Linked DNA regions of Mus musculus: all the other regions are linked to region 1. The links are chromatin loops, found by intact Hi-C in ENCODE. Cell type or tissue: left cerebral cortex. All regions are shown on one strand. Each heading gives the region's core, and the rest is flanking DNA. Links, peaks and the distances in the headings are about the cores only.

Region 1 (7,920 bases), core at 1,348-6,347:
AACACCAGATGACTCTCTGCGCTGCCTGAAACTCACTGGTTTTGTCTTCTCAGGGAAAGAAAGACCATTCCACTTTTTGCAAACAGCACGCGCAAATAAAAGAACCTATTTAAAGGAGCATGCTTTAAGCTTTATTCCAATAAATCATTTTGCTTGCAGCTGCAAAACTAATTGTTCTTAAAGCTAACAAGGATTATCTCTCGTAAACCAGGTTTGCTATTTTGAAACCAGGAAAAAAAAGAAAAGAGAGGAAGAAAAAGTATGGGGATTGGGGGAAACCATGGCCAGAACACTACATTCTGTCTGAAATGGGGATTATATAAAGTGGATGGATTTCAACTTTTTTCTTTTTCTTTTAATTTTGGTAGTTGTTGACAATATAAAATTAACATGATACTTCTTCTTTTCCCAAGCAAATAACAAAAAATTAAAACTCGTATATGTGCTGTCTTTTTCTCTCTACCATTCATTTCTATCTTTAGGTTTCCTTTTCTGTCTCTATTCAGCTTTCAGTGTGGCCCTTTTCCCCATCCCTTGGGTGGAACTATAAACTAAATGTGGAGAGGTGTTCTAACTGCAATAGAACGGAGTCCAAATATCTCACAAAAATAGTTGTTCACTGAGTCTAATCCATAAGCAGCTAGCAGGGCAAGCCTCCCTCATTTAATATTCCTTGACATGTAGACCACGACACTTACATTTTAAAATTTGTTTTCTTCAGAACTAATCATCTTGGTTCTGTGTGTCTCTCCATCTCAGCTCATCTTGCTTCACTATTTAAATTTTTCCTAATCATTCTTCAGTGGGTTTGTAGTGTGGCCTAGAGAAGTGAAGAAAGACTTGGGCTGACCATAAGCAGTGTGATCTTAGATTTATTTTCACGGGGTCTTACAACAAAAGGTCACATTCCCTTTTTTCTGACGGAAGGGGGACCACTGATGTCACTTTGTGATGTCATTGTGCCTCTACTTTCAAGCAAAAGCAGTTCTCATTATCGACTGTGCACTGCTTGTGAGCACATCCCTCTGGATTGGCAATGTCGTTTCTATACGGTAGAGAAGACTGCCACTCCCTGGACTCAGAGGTCCGTTGTTCTTAACTCTTCTCTGACAAAAATAAATAAATAAATAACCTATTGATGAAATGAAAGATTTCACTTTGAAAAGTACGTGTAAGGGCAAGAGGATGGTTAACATCTGCACATATCGTTGCTGTTATTTCTGTTTGTTTTATTTGTTTGACCGGTCTTGTTAGGTAGCTTCGGCTGGCCTTGACTTCATTATCCTCCTGCCTCAGCATCTCTACTGCTCTGAGTATAGGGTTGAGACTCCATACTAGGTAAACGCACAAATATTGAGTGACAATAAAAAATGAAGATGTGGTAGGGATGAGAAGTTTGTATCCATGTCAAATCATTGTATATATAATGTTAAATATAGGGTTTTTTCAATTTCCTCTTTTTTTTGTCTTCAATTCATATGTACACAACATAAGTTAAATGAAAATAGATCAGGGCCTGAGTTTGTGTGCACAAACGTTGTACATCAAGACACTTATGTTAATTGTGTGTCATTTTGTCACCACATTAGAACATGCATTTGAAAACTTAGAATCTGTCATTTCTGCTCAGATCCATTTTTTCTTTTCTTTTATGGAGTTCATCTCAGGAACAGATGTAATTGTGGTGGTCAGTATTATTAATGTGTGTGTTTAGCATAAAGTCAGGTTCATAGTTATCAATAAATTGTGGTGTCATATCTATCAGCAATACCCCTCATAGGGATATAAAACATCTGATTTTATTCTAGTATTCAGAGATGTTAATTTGACATATGTCCCATACTAAAATTTTAAATGAGATTAAAAAGTATAATTTCAATACAGCTTTCTTCTCCATTTTTTTTTCTGATTGGCCATGTGCATTTAGAATAATACAATTATAAAATCATGAAGGCTAGAACTTATATTTTGTCAATTTCAGCTGCAGAGAAACTGATTGTCAGATTTGAAGACTGGAATATACAGAAAGCATAGAAGAAAATACAAGTGTGCATGTGCTCTCCTGATGTCTCCTCATCCAGAACCAAGGCCTATGTAGATCTTTAACTACACACAACGCCTGATATAAGGTGCTGATGTAGAAGAAACAACTGACAATGAACATTTCACGGCATACATTTAAAACTATTTACCAATGCAAATTCTTTCCCTAATCGTTTAATGCAGTCATACAACTGGTTGCTGCTATCCAGGTGAGATATATTAAAGTATATGTAGCCAAAGAGTCATCCCATGTTTTCCAATCTGAATGACAGAAATAACAAGGCTTACTCCTATGGGATTCTCATAAGTCTGGGGCCTTTCTCTTAGCCCACCAAGAACAGATTGGAGCACAACACAAATGTTGAGCTGATGTCTCCAGAAACAGTTCTGCAACTTTATCTGCTGAGGGTAAACTTTATCAGTGACTCTCTCATCCTTATTCCTGGTCAATAACAAGACTTGATTTGTCAACAAACCAAAAGAGCTTAAGTGAAACTTAAATGTTTGTTATCAGGAAGCATGCATGCCATATAGTATTTTCTTTTTATATCTACTTTCTAGGATAGAATGAGTCAAAACTTTTAGGCTGAATTCCTCCCGCTCCCTCCCCCCCAACCCCCCACCCCCCGCCACTACATGCTTCTGTATCTACTTGATTTCCAAATGGTTAAAAATTGCCTGCTTTCAAGAATTGGGACGATAGAGGAAAGGAGTTAGAGGAAAGAGCGGGGAGAGACAGTGCTGCACATGCAGTGCTCATGAAGTTCTCAAAACAAAGTTTTTAAAAAACTGCCTACTTTGATTTTTAAAGAAACAACTAGAGTTCAGATTACCTTGTCCAAAGTGAGCTCTCTTGTGCACAGCTAGAACTTCTTGGTATCCTAGACTCCGGCAGACAACTTGTCCAGCCCGTATATCCCAGCGATCATCACAGATTGTGCCCCACTGGCCTTGGTGGAAGATCTCCACTCGGCCCTCATGGGCTCCACTACCACCAACCAGTCGAACTGTCTTAAGGGGGGCTATAAAATAGGAAATAAAGACTGATTATATTCACATTGTTTTGTTAATTTTCTTTTTCAGGGGTCGTGGTTGGACCCGAGTATTTTTTGTTTCTTTTCTTTTCTTTTCTTTTCTTTTCTTTTCTTTTCTTTTCTTTTCTTTTCTTTTCTTTTCTTTCCGTTCCTTTCCTTTCCTTTCCTTTCCTTTTCCCCTCCCCTCCCCTCCCCTCCCGTCCCCTCCCCTCCCCTCCCCTCCCTCCCCCTCCCCCCCCTCTCCTCCCCTCCCCACCCCATCCCTTCCCACCCCTTCCCCTCCTCTTCTCTTTTCTTTTTTTCTTAAGAGTTTTGATACATTTATTTCTTCAGTAAATATTAAATATTAAACTATTTTCGCCACCTACTGGTCAAGAGTTTAACTGCAAGCTTTTTTTTTCATTGCAAAGCTGAATTGAAGTTACATTTAAATATATTAAAACCCTTCAAGGTACAATTTGCAAAACACATGAAACTGAAGAAGAACGAAGACCAAAGTGTGGACACTTTGCCCCTTCTTAGAATTGGAAACAATCACCCATGGAAGGAGTTACAGAGACAAAGTTTGGAGCTGAGACAAAAGGATGGACCATCTAGAGACTGCCATATCCAGGGATCCATCCCATAATTAGCCTCCAAATGATGACACCATTGCATACACTAGCAAGCGTTTGCTGAAAGGACCCTGATATAGCTGTCTCTTGTGAGACTAGGCCGGGGTCTAGCAAACACAGAAGTGGATGCTCACAGTCAGCTATTGGATGGATCACAGGGCCCCCAATGGAGGAGCTAGAGAAAGTATCCAAGGAGCTAAAGAGATCTGCAACCCTGTAGGTGCAACAATATGAACTAACCAGTACCCCGGAGCTCTAGACTCTAGCTGCATATGTATCAAAAGATGGCCTAGTTGGCCATCACTGGAAAGAGAGGCCCATTGGACACGCAAACTTTATATGCCCCAGTACAGGGGAACGCCAGGGCCAAAAAATGGGAATGGGTGGGTAGGGAAGTGGGGGAAGGGTATGGGGGACTTTTGGGATAGCATTTGAAATGTAACTGAGGAAAATACAAAAAAAAAAAAAAAAGATTAACCAGTTCAAGTACTGTGTGGAGTGTTTGGGCTTCATGAGACCCCAATAAATGTTAAGTCTGTTGACTAAGCTGTGAAAAAAAAAAACCCTTCAAAAATTGTTCGGACAACTTAGCTGTTTGAGACATACAAATTTATTTAGATTTTTCATCTTATTTGTAAAATGTGTCACAGAGTGTCATTATTTTCCTTCAATCCAATGACAGTTTAGGGGTTCAAGAGTAGATAGATACCGTTCACCATAAATGAGAATGTAGGTTGCCCAACTATGTATCTTATGCAAAGAAAAGCAAGTAATTATATTTAGAATTAGCAAGAACATTTCTTGCTACATGAGTTATAGATACTTCCCCCCAAGTGTTTACAATTCTTCATTCCCCTGGGTAACAGGTATCAATGTCTTCAGTGGTTAGCCTCTGGTATGTTGTTTACGTAACAGTAAATATCCTTCCACATATGTCTATGGAAGCAATTCTAAATAAACTCTGTGAGTTGTATGCACACAAAATATGAAAGTATGAGAGGGTAAGACTAGGATGGTGGGAGGGTATAGTGGGGTTTGAAACATGACCACAACCCATCACATGTATAAACTGTCAAACGCAGCTAAATATATTTATGATTAGCAATGACATCATCCTTTCTCATAATCATAGCCAATGAGTAACTCAATTCAAATGCATCCTTTCAATTAACTGACTAATACTAAGTTATAAATCAAGGTAGAGAGTGCTAGAGAGAGATGGCTTCGTGGCTAAGAGCACTTGTTCCTTTTCCAGAGAACCAGTAAGATCCATGATCCATTCTTAGCATCTACCTAGTGACTTACAACCATCTATCACTGCAATTTCAGGGGATCTGATGCCTCCTTCTGGCCTATGTGGGGACAAGGCACACAAATGTTGCTCAGACGTACATGCAGGCAAAATACACAAAACAAAAATAACAGTTTTCTAGTACCTGAATAGAATTTCACAGCTTTGTTTTTTAGAGTTTATTACTTGTAAGAAATATTCAGTGAAATTTTCTTCTAATTCAAGTAAATTTTGTTGAAATAGTAATTCAACAACATATCAAGAAAGTTGAAACTTTCCTAAACCATGACTAATTTACTGAGCCACACAGAAGTGTAACAGGTGGTATGGCATAGACATTATTATAATTATGTTGTTGGTTCTACAGAATTAAAGGAGCCATGCCAAAGCACACATCTATTTCTCACTCAAGCCAAAAATCTAAACTCTGAGCATTTTTGAAATATAAATAATGTGTTATGACAGAAGAATCCAAACTCACAACCACAGAGAAAAATCCATAAGTGACCCAATCATTTATAGCAAGTGCCTAAGAAAATCAGAAAAGAGTCTAACGATGATTGTGTAAAGCGTTCTATACTACAGCTACATTGTGCTCAGTAGTACTATGCCCCAGAGTTTATTTTTACAAGGTCAAGCATATCCAACCATAATATATTTATCATTCATTCTATGGACAAGTCAACGTATTCAAACATTTGACTATGCACACTAGGTTGTCCCCAAAGTTGTTTATGTAAGAGTTTGTAGTACTTGCTCCTCCACAGATGTTATTGATGAACCTTGCTTACTTACCCTGGAGAAGTGGCTCTCAATTTCTGGGAAGCAGCAAAATTCCAAATTGCTGGCCTTGCATTTAATAGGGCCTGAGTGGTTGCTTATGTTTCTGGCCAACAACCACATTTTGAGAAACATGAACTAGAAGATAACACTGCAAGAAAGGAGGCATGCTATACCAGAAACAGCTCTCAGGATATTTATATTACCCACTCCAAGGCCCAGGGTTGCATCGTAGAGAATCAGGTGGCAGGATGTAAGAGGTGGAGGATGGGAAGGAGTGCTGTCTTCTGGATATGATATGACCAAGGCAATTATGAGCCCAGAATCTGTGACTAACTTGTACTATACTGGTGCACACACATACATCCACACACATGCACATACATACAAAATACACACACATGCACACACACACACACACACACACACAAAATTGAGAGCCACTTCTCCAGGATAAGCAAGACTCATCAATCACACACAGATTTTGGATCTGATTTGTACAATGTGAATGGGGCATTGTCAAATGTTTTGAACTCTGTGAAGCCTAATGTTTCAACTGTTAGAAAGAAGAAAATATTACCCAATATTAACTGAATACAGCTAACTAAGCACAAGTCTCTTTTCTGGGATCAGTTAAAAATGTTACCAAAACATATGTCCTGCCCTCAAAGTTAGGAAGATTTTTATGATGCTTAAAGTAAACAATACAGTTTTTAGAGTTACTGCAAGTACAAAGTTTTTATTTTTCAAGGTTTAAATATTTTATCTGAGGTGAAATAAACACATTATAATATAATAAACACACACACACATATTTCAGCACTTTCACATGTACCATTTGTTCTTATGAAATAGGCATTATTAGTCTATTCTGCTGAGTTTCTGCAGGTAGACAAGACCTGATGGGTAGTTTCAGATAAGTGTGTATCTAGTCTTCACTGTTTCCCCCAGTAATTTTCTTCTAGTACTTTGCTGGTACTCTTCCAAATGTCTCTGGCCTGTGGGTATTTCTGCCTGATGTTTTAGCGGAATGTATCCACAACTATTAGTTTCCAGGTTGTCTGCAGCTACCTTCAGTCACCACCAGCATAAGTGAAGAGCCACAGACACCACAGAACATGCAAAACAAAACAAATGTGTGTTTCCTGGTCACAGTGTTAGTTTGATCATTTTTAACATTTAATGTTTAATAGCTGCAAGTGCAATCCTGTAAGCCGATAGAGGGTCTTAGCGGGGATATATCTGTCCAGTGATTCCTGGAGCATCTACGGTTGTTATTTAAACCATGACCACTCTCTCCTTGATCCTTAGAGAAACTATTCTGTCATCGTTGTCGTTGTCTTCTTTTTCTCCTTCTTCTTCTTCTCCTCTACTTCCCCCTCCTTCCTCCTCCTTCACCTTTTTCCAGTCATTTAGCTCTACAATGTTCCATATAAGCTTCCATACCCATTGTTTCTGGGACCTTATCTGACTTCTTCCTTGCTTATCTCTCTGTCTGCCTTCTCAATTCTCCACTCTCAATTCCAGGTGTGCATAGATTTCTTTTTTTCTCTTTTACATTCTGTTATCATTACTGGCCCATGTTGAAGCACTATCAACTCAATTAGTTTCCCTTCTTTATTTAGACCTTTACTAAGTTCCCAGCACACAGCAGAATGTGTGAGGTAACCTAGGGCTTATATCACAAGACCTGTCTTATGTCATAAGACAGGTAGGTCATATATGTGAATAAATAATGAGATCCTCTTGAATGAAGGGCTTCTGAAGATGTTTAAATCAAATTGTTAAAATATTGGAATAAAACAATAGAATGGAATGTATTATTTTTAAACTCTCTACAAGAGGTAGTTTAATGTGTAGGAAAAGCAAGGTACACCATGACAAAAATATTGATTTAATCCACATAATAATTTTGAGTCCTATTATGGGAGTAACTTACTTTGTTGGCTACTGTAAGCTTGGCAGAGCATGGAGGCCAGGTGGAGCCTCTGGTCAGCAACTGTACATATTCTAAAACCCGATTCTCTCCAGCTCAGACCAAAGACCTGTTGCTCAGCTGCTGACTCATGAGACAATATCTTCTGAATAAATGTCAACTTAGCCGCCTCAAACACAAGGAGATTTGAATATGTGAGACAAGGACCTGTTCCCTCATGAG
Region 2 (7,786 bases), core at 2,787-7,786, 580 kb before region 1:
TCTTGTCATACAGATCTTTCACTTCCTTAGTTAGAGTCATGCCAAGGTATTTTATATTGTTTGTGCCTATTGAGAAGGGTGTTGTTTCCCTAATTTCTTTCTCTGCCTGTTTATCCTTTGTTTAGAGAAAGGCCATTGACTTGTTTGAGTTAATTTTATATCCAGATACTTCATTGAACCTGTTTAGCAGGTTTTGGAGTTCTCTGGTGGAGTTTTTAGGGTAATATCATATCATCTGCAAAAAGTGATATTTTGACTTCTTCCTTTCCAATTTGTATCCCCCTGATCTCCTTTTGTTGTCTAATTGCTCTGGCGAGGACTTCAAGTACAATGTTGAATAGGTAGGAAGAAAGTGGGCAGCATTGTCTAGTCCCTGATTTTAGTGGGATTGCTTCCAGCTTCTAACCATTTACTTTGATGTTGGCTACTGGTTTACTGTAGATTGCTTTTATCATGTTTAGGTAGGGGCCTTGAATTCCTGATCTTTCCAAGACTTTTATCATGAATGGGTGTTGGATTTTGTCAAATGCTTTCTCAGCATCTAATGAGATGATCATGTGGTTTTTGTCTTTGAGTTTGTTATATAATGGATTACGTTGATGGATTTCTGTATATTAAACCATCCCTGCATCCCTGGAATGAAACCTACTTGGTCAGGATGGATGATTGACTTGATGTGTTCTTGGATTTGGTTAGCAAGAACTTTATTGAGGATTTTTGCATCGATGATAATAAGGGAAATTGGTCTGAAGTTCTCTATCTTTGTTGGGTCTTTTTGTGGTTTAGGTATCAGAGTAATTGTGGCTTCATAGAGTTAGTTTGGTAGAGCACATTCTGCTTCTATTTTGTGGAATAGTTTGTGAATAACTGGAATTAGATCTTCTTTGAAGGTCTGATAGAACTCTGCACTAAAACCATCTGGTCCTGGGCTTTTTTTGGTTGGGAGAGTATTAATGACTGCTTCTATTTTTTTTTTAGGGGATATAGGACTGTTTAGATCATTAACCTGATCCTGATTTAACTTTGGTACCTGGTATCTGTCTAGAAATTTGTCCATTTCATCTAGGTTCTCCAGTTTTGTTGAGTATAGTAGAAGGATCTGATGGTGTTTTGAATTTCTTCAGGATCTGTTGTTATGTCTCCCTTTTCATTTCTGATTTTGTTAATTAGGATGCTGTTCCTGTGCCCTTTAGTGAATCTGGATAAGGGTTTATTTATCTAGCTGATTTTCTCAAAGAACCAGCTGCTTGTTTGGTTGATTCTTTAGATAGTTATTGTTTCCACTTGGTTAATTTTGCCCCTGAGTTTCATTATTTCCTGCAGTCTACTCGTCTTGGGTGAACTTGCTTCCTTTTGTTCTAGAGCATTAAGGTGTGTTGTCAAGCTGCTAGTATGTGCTCTCCCTCATTTTTTTTTTTTTTTTTTTTGGAGGCACTCAGAGCTATGAGTTTTCCTCTTAGAAATGCTTTTGTTGTGTTCCATTAGTTTGGGTATGTTGTGGCTTCATTTTCATTAAACTCTAAGAAGTCCTTAATTTCTTTCTTTATTCCTTCCTTGACCAAGGTATCATTGAGAAGAGTGTGGTTCAGTTTCCATGTGAATGTTGACTTTCCATTATTTATGTTGTTATTGAAGATCAGCCTTAGTCCATGGTGGTCTGATAGGATGTATGGGACAATTTCAATATTTTTGTATCTGTTGAGGCTTGTTTTGTGACCAATTATATGGTCAATTTTGGAGAAGGTCCCATGAAGTCCTGAGAAGAAGGTATATCCTTTTGTTTTAGGATAAAATGTTTTGTAGATATCTGTTAGATGCATTTTTTTCATAACTTCTGTTAATTTCACTGTGTACTTGTTTAGTTTCTATTTCCATGGTCTGTCCATTGATGAAAGTGGTGTTTTGAAGTCTCCATTATTGTATGAGGTACAATGTGTGCTTTGGGCTTTACTAAAGTTTCTTACATGAATGTGGCTGCCCTTGTATTTGGAGCATAGATATTCAGAATTGAGATTTCCTCTTGGAAGATTTTACCTTTGATGTGTATGAAGTGCCCCTCCTTGTCTTTTTTTGATGACTTTGGGTTGGAAGTTGATTTTATTAGATATTGGGATGGCTACTCCAGCTTGTTTCTTCATACTATTTGCTTGGAAAATTGTTTTCCAGCCTTTCATTCTGAGGTACTGTCTGTCTTTTTCCCTGAGGTGGGTTTCCTGTAAGCAGCAGAATGTTGGGTCCTGTTTCTGTAGGCAGTCTGTTAGTCTATGTCTTTTGAATGGGGAGTTGGGTCCATTGATATTAAGAGATATTAAGAAGAAGTAATTGTTGCTTCCTATTATTTTTGTTGTTAAAGTTGGCATTCTGTTTTTCTGGCTGTCTTTTTTTAGGTTTGTTGAAGGATTTACTTTCTTGCTTTTTCTAGGGCCTGGTTTCTCTCCTTGTATTGGTATTTTTCTGTTATTATCCTTTGAAGAGCTGGATTCGTGGAAAGATAATGCGTGAATTTGGTTTTGTCAAGGAATACTTTGGTTTCTCCATCTATGGTAATTTAAAGTTTGGCTGGACATAGTAGTCTGGGCTGGCATTTCTGTTCTCTTAGTGTCTGTGTAATATCTGTACAGGATCTTCTGGCTTTCATAGTCTCTGGTGAAAAATCTGGTGTAATTCTGATAGGCCTGCCTTTATATGTTACTTGACCTTTTTCCCTTACTGCTTTTAATATTCTTTCTTTATTTAGTGCATTTGTTGTTCTGATTAATATGTGTCGGGAGGAATTTCTTTTCTGGTCCAGTCTATTTAGAGTTCTGTAGGCTTCTTGTATGTTCATGGGCATCTCTTTTTTTAGGTTTGGGAAGTTTTCTTCTATAATTTTGTTGAAGATATTTGCTGGCCCTTTAAGTTGAAAATCTTCATTCTCATCTGCTCCTATTATCCGTAGGTTTGGTCTTCTCATTATGTCCTGGATTTCCTGGATGTTTTGAGTTAGGATCTTTTTGCATTTTGTATTTTCTTTTATTGTTGTGCTGATGTTCTCTATGGAATCTTCTGCACCTGAGATTCTCTCTTCTCTATCTCTTGTATTCTGTTTCTGATGCTCGCATCTGTGGTTCCAGATTTCTTTCCTAGGGTTTCTATCTCCAGCTTTGTATCACTTTGGGTTTTCTTTATTGTGTCCACTTCCCTTTTTAGGCCTAGTATGGTTTTGTTCATTTCCATCATCTTTTTGGATGTGTTTTCCTCTTTTTCGTTAAGGACTTGGAACTCTTTAGCAGTGTTCTCCTGTATTTCTGATTCTGTTAGCCTCTAACAGCAGACCTGGTAGACTAGCTCTCTCCTGAGTTTCAGTGGTTAGAGCACTCTCTGCAGGCAAGCTCTCCTCTTGCAGAGAAGGTGCACAGATATATATTGTTCGGATTTGCCTCCTGGCTGAAGACAAAGGCTGTAAACAGGGCCTGTCCCAGAAACTGTGAGCTTCTGTAGTCCACACTCTCACCTCTGCAGACTAGTCTTGGTGGGATCTGGGAAGGAAGATGGCTCCTGTGGATGCTAAGGCAAAGCCCTCCTGGGTGGGGTGGACACCTCTCCTCTGGCAGGGACGGTGTCCCGATGCCTGGAGCCTGTGCAGACTAGTCTTGGGAGGATCCGGGAACCAAGATGTCTCCGGCAGATGCTCTGGCAAAGGCCTCCAAGGCCAGGCAGATACCTGTCCTCTGGCAGTGAAGGTGCCCAGATCAGTTTTCTTTAAAGAAGTGTGCTCAGTACAGGTATGATGGGTATATGTTTATATTTCCAGTATCTGGAAGGTAATGGCAAGAGAATGATGATTTAAGGTAGTCTTTGTTATATCCAGGATTATAGTGTGAGACCCTGTCTAAAAACCAAAATGGAAAAAAAAAAAAAAACAGAAAACAGAAAACCATAAACTAACTTATATGAACATAATGTTCAGATAATTTTGGGAAACAAAAAACCTGAGAATCATAAAAGAGTTGTTTTATGATCTCCTTTAAAAAACTGTTAAGAGATGGATCAGTGGCTAAGAGCACAGGCTGCTCTTCTAGAAGACCTGAGTTAAATTGCTAGCATTTTCACATGATGGCTTACAACCATCTGTAACTCCAGTTCTAGGTGCTTAGATACCCTCTGCTGGCCTCTGTAGACACCAGGTGTGCATTTCGTACACATATGCAGGCAAACACTCATATACATACAATAAGAATAAATAAAACTTTAAATAAGGTGATGTAGCATGTGCATGGATACAGGGCTGAACTGCCAAAGTTTGAATTGCTGCTTCATCTTTTTCTAGCTGTACCACATAAATATTGAGTGTTAATGTGTCTATGAAATGTTTACTAAAATTTCCTGTGGTTGTGGAACAACTTTTTTTTTTCATCCTACACTATGCCAAATCAGCAGTATTTATTACTTTTGTATGGAAACTGGCTTTGCCATATCATAGCCTAGTTGCTACAGGTCACATAGAATGTTGTGATCACTACATCAAAAATCACAAGATTGAAACTGCTGTCAGATGCCATCTGTGAGCACTGTTTGACTCTCATGTGACTTATTAGCTATGCCCCTGCACTTTTGTGACCTTTTGTCATGTCTAGCATTTAACTATTGTTTCTCATATTTACAATATTGTCTAATATCTCCCCACTACAAGTATTTGTTGGTTAGCAAAGTGAATTATTTCAATGTGAATATTTGCTTTATAATGGATTCCTTAATAATTATATATATATATACATAAATATATATGGGTGTGTGTATAATTTATGCAGTTAAAAGTACTTTCAATGTCTTTAGGTTTTTCATCAGACTATCAAAGGTGTTTATCGTACAAGAGAAAAAAATCTTTAGGTAGAGGAAACAATGCAGTTACAAGATGCCTTTATTACGCTCTATTCATTTTTGAATAGAAAAATGTTGTTAGTTTCTAGAGCAATGCTGCTAACTTCATGAATAGTGAATGAATAGCTTCTAGCCAGGTTGGCTTCTAAGGGCCCTGATGGGAGGTGGAAGAAACCCCGGGGCAAAGTGTAGAACACTCATGTACATCCAGGCAACTATGTTGTGTTTCAAGTGTGGTAAGGACCTCAAGAGAATACATATAGGGGTCCCTAGCAACTTATTAAAGTGATGGGAACCTTCTGGTGCAAGAAGGCAGCGGGATGTCCTCCTGATCCAGATGGCAGGTTGGCTCAACGGGCTCATTGCACACTCCTGTGCCCTGTGTGCTTAGTGGGCAGCCCAGCGTTGGGTCAGAGGTGAAAGCAAGGGGTTACTTCTTGATGCTTGCACACAGGAAGCCCCGGAGAGAGCAGCGGAGACGCGCGCGCACAGAGCCGCTTTCTCGCCACGCCCACTTCCTGCTCCATCCCGCGCCATTCTTGTCCCTCTCCTGGTGAACCGGATGCGCTGTCAGTCTCCTCCTCCTCCGCGTCCTTAGCCTCCACCCAGCTCCCTGGAGAAGCCGCTGCCACCCCGAGGCCTTGGCCAGGAGAGGCTGCTGGCGACTGGCCTGGCGGGCGCGGGCACGGTAGGAGCTGGGCGCGCACGGCTACCGCGCGTGGAGGAGACACAGCCCTGCGGCCATGAGTGCCAGGGCCGCTCCTTCACGCCGGAGACAGGCGGGCCGCCGGTTGCGCTACCTGCCTACTGGTAGCTTTCCCTTCCTCCTCTTGCTGCTGCTGCTCTGCATCCAGCTCGGGGGCGGACAGAAGAAAAAGGAGGTAGGCTGGATCCCTCGGGCGGTCGCCTCCGGGCGGGGGAGGGCTGGAGTTTGTCGCGTTGCTAGGAAGCCCCGCCGCGTTGCTAGGCAGCGGGGACGTGGGCGCCCCGGGGGCGGGAGCTACGTGGGCGGGAGCGGGTTGGGCGTGTCCCTTGGGCGCCACGGGTTGTGAGTGCTGAGGGTGACCCTACTCCTACATCCTGAAAGTGTGAGCTGAAGTCTGAAAGCTGGTGCTTCTGAGACCCTAGCTGTGCTGTGTGCCTCAGGTGTAGGCCGGACTTTGGATGCTGGTGTTCCTAAAGGGCTTGCTGGGTGTGAAAATACCCTAAGGGGAGTACTTGCAAGCACAGAGGAACTATTTACCCATTATTCTGCTCTTCTTTATGTTAAGACGTCACATTGAGCGTGTTATTCATTCTGTATTCCTAATAATACCCTTGTAGAACTAACTGAATGCTTATGTCTGTGTTCAACCTCAGTGTGTGATCAAGAGAACAGTCGCATTTTTATTTTTAGCTTTTACACTATGCATATTTATTTGGGAAGTTTGGGTCACCTGATTTCAATTTCAACCTATCTCTAGGGCCAAGGCTGAGATTTGACGAATCTAAGTGGGTGGTAGAATAATTCGAGCTCAGTTGTGCAGAATTAATCTGGTCTGTTCGCTTCACAAAAGCATTTGCTTTGGAATTGAGTAGGATTTTTAATTGTAGACCAGTTTGGTAAGAGTATTTTGTTTATACGGTTGAAGATGGGTTTTTCTGTTGAAATTACACAAGTCACGAGGCTCATAAAAAAGAATCTGGTTCAGTTTATTATCAGAATTTCTTATCAGTAGGGTAGGGAGTGAGTGAGCGCACATTGTAATCATTTTCCTTCATTAATTAAAAAGAAATGAAATGTTAATGTGTGTGATTTGTGCACCACTTGGGTAGGTGTCCTAGGAGGAATCTGATCCCCTGGAACTGGAGTCACAGCGGGTTGTGAGCTATCATGTGGGTGCTGGGAATTGAAACCAGGCCTTCTGGAAGAGAAGCTAGTGCTCTAACAGCTGAGCCTTCTTCAGTGCTCTCTCTCATCAGCTTTGCTTGAAACCACCTCAGTATTCACAATTGCCTTTCCTGGCCCCCTCCCCCCACCTTGAGATTTTTTCTCCTCCTCCTCCTCCTCCTCCTCCTCCTCCTCCTCCTCCTCCTCCTCCTCCTCCTTTTCCTATTCCTCCTCTTCCTCCTCCTCCTCCTCTTCCCCCTCCCCCTCCTCTTCTTCCTCCTCCTCCTCTTCTTCCTCTTCCCCCTCCTCTTCCTCTTCCTCCTCTTCCCCCGCTAACTTTTTTTTTTTTTGTACAAAATTCTTGGTATTTTGATAAGAAGTTGGAGAAGCCCTACTGTTAACTTGAAATCGAACTTCCACCACAAACTAGTTAGGTTTTTCCAGCACTTTGTGTCTTGTACATATTTTTCAGAGTCTTAAATTCAGTTCATGAGAAAGGTAGTAGGTTTGTAGCATTTCACTTATTATTTTATTTTTTGGGGTGGGGGGGACTGCTGTGATATACAAAGCAGAGGGCAGTGGTAACCGATGATGACATTCATGGCGTTTGTGACGTTTTCCACATCCAACAGTGTCACCAAAGCCACATTATAAGCTGTAGGGAAAGATATTAGAAAGTTTACAGGTTCACTGATAGTTAGCACCTGCAATCATGAGACTATTTCAATATGTAAAATGATTTAACAGTTAAACCTAAAGTACATATCTCCTTTCCTTAAAAATCCTTAGAACATTGGTTAGACAAGGTATTTTCTAAAAGGAAAAGATTAGGAGCCGTTGAGATGGTCCAGCAGGTGGAGGCGTTTGCCATCAGAGATGATGATTTGAATTCCATTTCCAGAACTGTCATGGTGGAGAATACCAACTCCTATAACTAACTGTCCTTTGATCTCAAGACATATAGGCTTTGGCACATCTACACCACACATGAACATGCACACGCTTTCACACACACACACACACACACACACACACACACACACACACACACACACA
Region 3 (7,920 bases), core at 1,661-6,660, 230 kb before region 1:
GTTGATCATTTCAGTAGAGGCAAAAAGGCATTTGACATAGTTCAACATACATTTATGATAAAAGTCCTAGAGAAATTAGGATATATGCAGAATACCTGTTGTGGCTATTTATTTAATTTTTCAATTTGACACATGCTAAGGTTATCTGGGATTAAAAAATACATTTGGAAAAGTGCCTTCATCATTTTTGCCTATAAGCAAGTCCATGGAACATTTTCTTGATTGATGTTTGATGTGAGACGGTCCAACACTGATGGGTAGTGCTACCACTGGGTAATATGTCCTGGGTTATATAGAAAACAAGCTAAGCAAGCCACATAGACAAGTAAGTTAGCAGTCCATGGCTTCTGTTCCAATTCTTGCTTCAAGCTTCCTACCTTTAATGCTCATCCTGACTTCACTTCATGATAGATTGTAAGATATAAGATAATCTAAGTCCTTTACTTCCCAAGTTGATCTTGATCATTATTTCACCATAGCAAGAGAAAGCAAACTAAGAAAGACTATGTATAGGAAACCTATAGGCATCTTTATAATAAATGGAAAAAAAAAACCGTGATGCTTTTTTCTCTAAATACTGGAAGGAAATAAGGGTAGCTACTTACACCAATCTTCTTCAACATATTTCTTGATGTCTATTTGCAAATGGCATGCAAGACCCTATGGACACTACCTAAAAACTCCTGAACCTACTAAACACTTTCAGTAACGTTGCAGGTTACAAAATCAACATATAAAAATCAGTTGCATTTGATATAAGCCAGCACATCAATCATTGGGAAAGAAATCAGGCAAGGTAGTTCATTCATAACAGCCCAGAATATTATAAAGTATGTAGAATTAAGCCCAGTGAAGGGTGCTGGAAACCTCTGCCAGGAAAAAAGTTAAGACACTAAATGATTAAATGACATTTTATTCTCCTGTGTTGACAGAATTAGTGCTGTGAAAATAATTGTACTGAAAAAGCATCCTGCATTTTCAATGCAATTCCCACCAAAGTTTGAAGGAGAGTCTTCACCGAACTGGGAAAGAAAACCCTACAGTTCCTATGTACAAACTAAAGACCATGGACAGACAAAGCAAGTCTAAGCATATAGAAAAAAGTCAGAGTCATCATGTTATCTGATCTCAAACGGTACCACGGAGCCATAGTGATAAGATAGTCAATAGACAAGTAGACCAAAAGCATCTAACAGAAGACCAGAATAATACCATAGCACAGGCACCTAATTTTGACAAAGGGATGAATAACCTTCTCTGAGAAAAACCTTTTCAACAAATGTCCTACTTAAAATGGATAACCACTTGCAGAAGCATGATCTCGCCCTGCACACAACTAACTCAAACGATATGAAAGAACTCAATTTCAAAGCAGAAATTCAGATGTTTCTTTTTTTTTTCTTTCCATTTTTTATTAGGTATTTAGCTCATTTACATTTCCAATGCTATACCAAAAGTCCCCCATACCCCATACGAAAATATAGAGAAAACATTTCTAGATACAGATATAGACAAATAGGTTTATATTAAGTAAAAAAGCTTAAGAGCTATAAAAGAAACTAGCAACAAGATGGACAGCCTACATGATGAAAATGGAGTGCCGCCTTTGCTAGCTGTATTTAAGAATGGGCCAATGATCTGAAGAGACAGAAGAAAAATGAACAGTAATTATTTAAAAAGCTATGCAACATCTCTAGCCAACATACAAGTTACAACTCTGAGAGCCTGTCTCACTCTTGTCATCGTGGCCATTTTGATAGAAACCAATGAGGACAAAGGTTGGCGCGAAAGTGAGAACCAAGAGTCCTTATCCAGTGTTGGTGGGGTATGAACTAAAGTGGTCATTATGGGAAGTAGTAAGGATGTTTCTCAAAATCAAAAACAACAAACTACCTGGGCATACCCCTTAACAGTTCTATGGCATACTGCAGAGATACCTACATACCCCTGCTTTAGCTGCCCTTTTCACAGTAGCAAAGAATTATAATTATTTCAATGCCTATCCACAGATGAGCAGATATAAAAATGCTGCAGCCATATGAAATGGACTTTCATTCATCTATAAAGAGAAATTGAAGTCAGGAAATTTGCATAAAAATGGATGGAACTTGGAAAACATTATATTGTTGTGTATTGGTGCATACGCACCAACCCTGGCTCAGAAAGATATGAGCCATGTAGTCTCTCTCACATGTGGCTTGCAGCCTAGTACTGTTAAATATGTGTATCCAGATGGAAGTAAATATGGGTAATGGCTGGGAAACTAGAAAGGGTCCCACGAGACTGAAAAAAAAAATGAGCCTTCAAGGTAGAAAAGTGGGGACAGGAATAGAAGTAAACGGGAGAGGATTGCTGGGGTCAATGGTGATAGCAGTGAAATAGGGGACAGAGACACAGGGACAGACAGGAGTCAAGAGACATCTCCTGATCAAAATAATAATAATAATAATAATAATAATAATAATAAATGATAAGTTTTAATTTATAAGTTGATTTTAAAAAGAAATTTTTTTCCCCCAAAAATGATCAGCCGGCTGACTGTCAGATAAAAGCACTGCTTCCAAATGAGACAGCTTGAGTTCAGTGCTTGGACCCACATTGTAGAGGGATAGAAGCAACTCCAGCAAGTTGTTCTATGGTCTCTATTTGTAGCTTGTATACATACGCACACGTGCACACACACACACTCACAAATATACATGTACACACACACAAATGTAACTTAAATATGCTTAAAAACTTAGTAAAATAATATTTAATGATACAGGATAAGAATTCAAAATGAGTTTTTATTTTTATAACACCATCACTCATCTATACACTGTATAGTCAAATAGCTGTGCTAGAGACAGTGTGACTCCAAACCAGCAATATAAATAGTCCTTCAAGGAACATTTACCCTCTACTGGTTTGGGCTCGAATTCACTTTGCAAAGATAATTTAACTTTAATACTGGGAAGAAGATAATACAGGAAGTTAGTTAGTATGCAGATAGTAATACATTTAAAGTAATCAGCTTCAGGTGAACATGTACTGCCTTTTATTTTATGCATATAATGACATGGTATGACATACATACAGTTGTTCCTTGCCATCTACAGGGCAATGTTTCTTTTTTTATTGGTTATTTTATTTATTTACATTTCATATGTTGTCCCCCTTTCCGGTATTCCCTTTGCAAATGTTGTCCCACGTTTCCCTTCCTTCTATGAGGATGCTCCCCCTCCCAGTTTCACCTCTCCACCCCCTATGCTAGGGCATCAAGCCTTCACAGGACCAAGGGCCTCCTCTCCCACTTATGCCATAAGGCCATCCTCTGCTACATATGTGGCTGGAGCCATGGGTCCCTTCCTGTGTACTCTTTGGTTGGTGGTTTAGTCCCTGGGAGCTCTGGGGGGTCTGGTTGGTTGATATTATTCTTCCTATGGGGTTGTAAACCCCTTCAGCTCCTTCAGTCCTTCCCCTAAGTCTTCTATTGGAGTCCCCTTGCTCAGTCCAATGGTTGGCTGTGAGCATCCACATCTGTATTTGTCATGTTCTGGTAGAGCCTCTCATGGGACAGCTATACTGGGCTTCTGTCAGTAAGTAATTCTTGGCATCAGCAATAGTGTCTGGGTTTGGTGTCTGCAGATGGGATGGATCCGTAGGTGGGGCAATGTTTCTAGGACCCAGTGTAAATGTCAGACACAAATGTTCAAGTCTCTTCTCCAAAGTGGCTCAGTATTTGCATATAACCTTCACAAATCTTCACAGGGCAGAGAATGAAGACTTTAAACCTTTTTCTAAATTTCAGAGAACAGAAAAGGAACCGTTTGGCACCACTTCAAGTGAACATACTTAGAGTAGCAGCTGGCCTACCGACTACTCACATTTTGAGTTTAGAGCTTTGTGGATTTCTTTCAGATCTTTGTGTCTGCAGAAGATGATACAAAGTGGAGAACTAAGTATCCTGTATTCCATGCTCCTTAATGGACTGTCATGCTAGTCATTGATTGGTCTTTAGTTTCTGCATGGGCTGTAGGAGTTATGAAGTTATGGTTGTACATTCCTTCAGCCTCGTTTACAGCTAGATTAGTAGGCAATGTGATCTAAGTAGGATCTAAGACAACATGAGCAGGATTCTTCTGGAGAGTGTAAATTCTGGGCAAAGTTTTGTTGTCCTAATAGCATAATCATCAACTTATCAAATTTCTGAGACTGTAACAAAATACTGAAGGTAATTCGTTTTTAAGCTTCAGAGGTTTGTTTTGACTTGAAATTCTGAGCTTTATTGAACTGCTTCTATTACCTTGGGCCCCTGGTGAAGGCCGGCCACCCATCATGGCATGATTGTGTGGATAAGCCAACTGTTCACCTTGTGATTTGTGAAGCAGAGAGCAAGACAACAAGAGGAAAACTCTGAAATGTTATAATTCCCTTGGAACACATAGCAGGGACCTAAGGTTCTTCCTTTTGACAAGTGGGACTTTGAAGGACGCTCTAGATCCAAACCATAGCACTCATTGACTCCAGTGTTCTAAGTCTTCTTACTTAGAACTGTGATCCCCACTTCCTGTTTTGGATGCATAAGTGGTATCTACAGCTATGGCAGCCACATGACTTTGGGATAATGTCAAGTGAAAAGAAGAGATGTTGAATTCTTTGAATTCCTAATATCCTTGAATTGCTGAACAAACAAGGCTCTAAGAAAAAGAATGTTAGACTTGGCTTTAAAAAGCCTAGGCCAGTAGTGATTGACCTTTTAGTGTAATGCCTGAGAATCAAAAAAAAAACTAAATCTTCTAGCAGCACAAGTAAATATATTTGTTTAGATGCTAACACAAAAGGAGAAAATCTAGACAGACAGCAGTTCTAGAGGTTTCATATTCATAATGCTGATATAATATACAACGTAACGTAGGTTAAGATTAAAAAGTTACTAAATTTACCAACAGAAAGCCCACATAGAGAAAGTTTCATATGACATTAAGAAGAGGCTCATGAAACCTTCACCCATGTCTTATGTTCCCAGGAATCAGTAGTGCTTGTCAAATTCTAGATTGGTATCGGTTTGCTATTCTTGATTTTGTCATACTAAATGCAACCTCGGATTATTCATCCAATTTAATTTAAGTCATTTCTTAACTACTTAACACAACCCCAGAAGTGTTTACAGATCTTGTTAGAAAATATAAAATGTTGCATTGTTTCAATTTTCATAGATGTACACAGTAGTTTAAGTGGGATAAAAGATACTCCACATACGTAATATATAAAAGCAATTGCACTTGTATAACCTACTAAAGAAATAAACCAGGTAGCCACTCATCTTCAAGGCCTCAAATAATCATGTTAAAAAAAAAAAACCATGAAACATTGCCAGCTATTCAAATTAGCTATTCAGAAAAAATGTACTGACAATATGCCAACTAAAATGAGCTAGTTTTCAGTATTTAAAAGGAATTTTCCACCTGGTTCTTTGTAACTTTAGTTTGGTAGCTGCAATCTGTGCTTTTGGCACTCTGGGAGATGTATCTTAGTTTCTAAAAATATATTGAGAAGAGAAATATCCCCCAGAAACAAATTCCTGCAAATATAACCAAATGTGACAAAGGACTGCACTCCTACTGAGATAATACTGAGCGTTTCTCAGCCTTGCATGAGGGCAAATAAATAAAGAATAAATAAGAAAAGAAGAGAGTCAACATTTGGGATGTAAATGAAAAATATAATTATTTAAAAATAAATAAATTAATAATAATAATTTTAAAAAAAGAAAGGTCACCTTGGCTACAGATTTTAGGGAGATGGCAGAGACCTATACAAATATGGCTGTACTACAGATTCTGATTTGTAAGGCTTGGGACTCTCCCTTTCCCGTTAAGAATAAAAAAATTACTACGTAATTGAAAGACATTAATGAAAGATTTCAAAGGGCAGTAACGGCACATGCCTTTAATTCCAGCACTTGGGAGGCAGAGGCAGGTGGATTTCTGAGCTCGAGGCAAGTCTGGTCTACAGAGTTCAAGGACAGCCAGGGCTACACAGAGTAACCCTGTCTCCAACAACAACAACAACAACAACAACAACAACAACAACAACAACAACAACAACGAAAGATAGATTTCCCCCACCCCCGGAAAGCAGAATCCATAATACTTTTAACTTGAGAAACATCTTGGCTGGACTGTTGTTTTATCACAGTAATGCAGTTCTCTCGGAGAAGAACACAGATGGGGCTGCTTGAGCAGATGGAGACAGTTTAATGTCTTATTTAACCAGAAATCAGACAGCAGGATCTGGATGAAAGAAAGCTGGACAGAAGGACTCAAACAATGTGAGGACTTTGTGTCACCTGTACTGGCAGCTCCTGAAACAGGCTGGTCTCTCCTCAAGACTTCAGAAGGAGTTGGTCTTCAAATACATGGACCCATTCTTCTATCTTAAGTGGTCAAAGGTGGCAACTCTATTTCTCAGGAATGTGTCTTACTGGGAACTGCTTGTTTATTGTAACCAAGGAGACTCGAAAATAGGTGCCAGAGGTCTCATCCCATTGTCAATAGAGTATTATGCTAAGCTACCTCTCCAAGAGCAAAAATGAAAGATCTCTGTAATAAGGAAGTTAAAACTCAGGATGTATCAAAGTAAAATTGTTTCTAGATGTACATGAGAGATTAGTGTCATGATCCTGGTACATGTTAAATCTACAGGGGCTAAAGGGCCTCTATAAAATAATATGATTTATACATACACATTTCCTCATGTTTTAAATAATGTCTACACTACTTACAATACTCAATATAATGTAAATGATACATAAATAGTTACTATAGTGCAATGTTTAGGAAAAAATTGAGAAGAAAAACAAACTATATGTGTTCAGTATGGATGCATTTTATGGTGTGTTGGCTCCATTTATATCTTTGTACCACACACATGCCTGGTACACACAGATGCCAGAGAAGGAACCTGATCTCCATAACTGAAGTTACAGACCTTAGAATCGTCACATGGAAGGGAAACATGCGCTCTTTACTATTGAGCTATTTCTCCAGCCCCCTTCACAGATGAGTCACTAGAATCCATGGGTGAGAAACCCATGAGTGCAGAGATCTAACACTAGGCTTACAGATTTATTAAAATTCCCAGTGCTTATCATTTGTGGTCTTTACAGTAGAACATCATTTTCTTAGAACAGCATTCCCCAGAGGAATCTCTAGCTCAGAAGTCCTTGCCATCTCTGAGTTTCAAGCAAACCAAAATGACTATTTTTAACATCATACTGGCTCTTAGTCATAAAAGGAGAGAGATTTACAATTAGAAAAACAGATGAGGAAAATCTTACCAAACGCCCCAAGAATATTTTCTATATTCTTAACACATCTTATCACACACCATCATATGGGTCACATCAACCTTGTTGTGACCTAACTTCCAACCTGGCATGAAATGCTTTATCATAGCTACAGGGTAGAGCCCCTACCAAATGTGCTGAGGTTGCCACAAAAGACACTTGCCCTTTACATGGTTATAGAGTAAAGGTGAGTTAATTAAAAAATGAGGATGCTTTCTACTCTTCCAAATTCCCTGCCCTTTAAAATAACCCAGGCAAGAGATAATTAAAAAGAGAAGGTAGTTTCCACCCTCCTAATTTTCCTAGAGGTTAGAGAAGTGCTCATTATTTTCTGTGAGAACATGGACCAGCACTTCTTCTCTGCTTGTTTCTTCTCTGTTTTACTGGAAGACTCATTCTCCCCGACTACAGCTTTTACACTGTGGTTCACAGAAGATACAGTCCTCGGTCCTACCTTGAAAGGTTTGTTGCAGATACTAAGTGTTAGAAAACATTTCCAGCCTTCCAGTTCATCTCTGGCCTCTGGAAGGCTTACTGTGTGGATGGCTGCAAATGTAGACACAAACTTAGCCCACCTTGCTTAGGCT

What was found. Hi-C counts contacts between places; a loop is a spot of excess contacts. Peaks named below come from ENCODE experiments on the same cell type or tissue, not always from the same donor. Only the 100,000 strongest peaks of a DNase experiment are listed, where the experiment ranks them.
Region 2: a loop joins it to region 1, with 3 times the contacts of the local background. A loop is called at or near these places in 2 of 42 quality-filtered maps.
Region 3: it touches region 1 in a loop (2.9-fold over the local background); 2 of 42 quality-filtered maps call a loop at or near these places.

The regions. Positions count from the first base shown.
Region 1 is chr8:39,586,414-39,594,333 of GRCm38, forward strand. Msr1 (macrophage scavenger receptor 1) reads right to left here. Exons shown (of 10, transcript NM_001113326.1): 9 at 2,877-3,065. Among named protein-coding and RNA genes, the nearest start is that of Msr1, 52 kb to the right of the region's middle. In left cerebral cortex, for the core only: a CTCF peak has its summit at 3,456 (motif pointing left); a DNase peak (open chromatin) is centred at 3,456.
Region 2 is chr8:39,000,460-39,008,245 of GRCm38, forward strand. It overlaps Tusc3 (tumor suppressor candidate 3), which reads left to right and starts at 5,386. Exons shown (of 10, transcript NM_030254.4): 1 at 5,386-5,741. The coding sequence starts at 5,604. In left cerebral cortex, for the core only: a CTCF peak has its summit at 5,425; DNase peaks (open chromatin) are centred at 5,429, 5,750, 6,280 and 6,661; H3K4me3 peaks cover 1,995 bases; H3K27ac peaks cover 1,830 bases.
Region 3 is chr8:39,351,832-39,359,751 of GRCm38, forward strand. The region is part of intron 3 of Gm6213 (predicted gene 6213); the gene reads left to right. Among named protein-coding and RNA genes, the nearest start is that of Gm6213, 58 kb to the left of the region's middle. In left cerebral cortex, for the core only: no CTCF peak of the experiment used is centred there; DNase peaks (open chromatin) are centred at 3,757, 5,489 and 6,248; H3K27ac peaks cover 1,351 bases.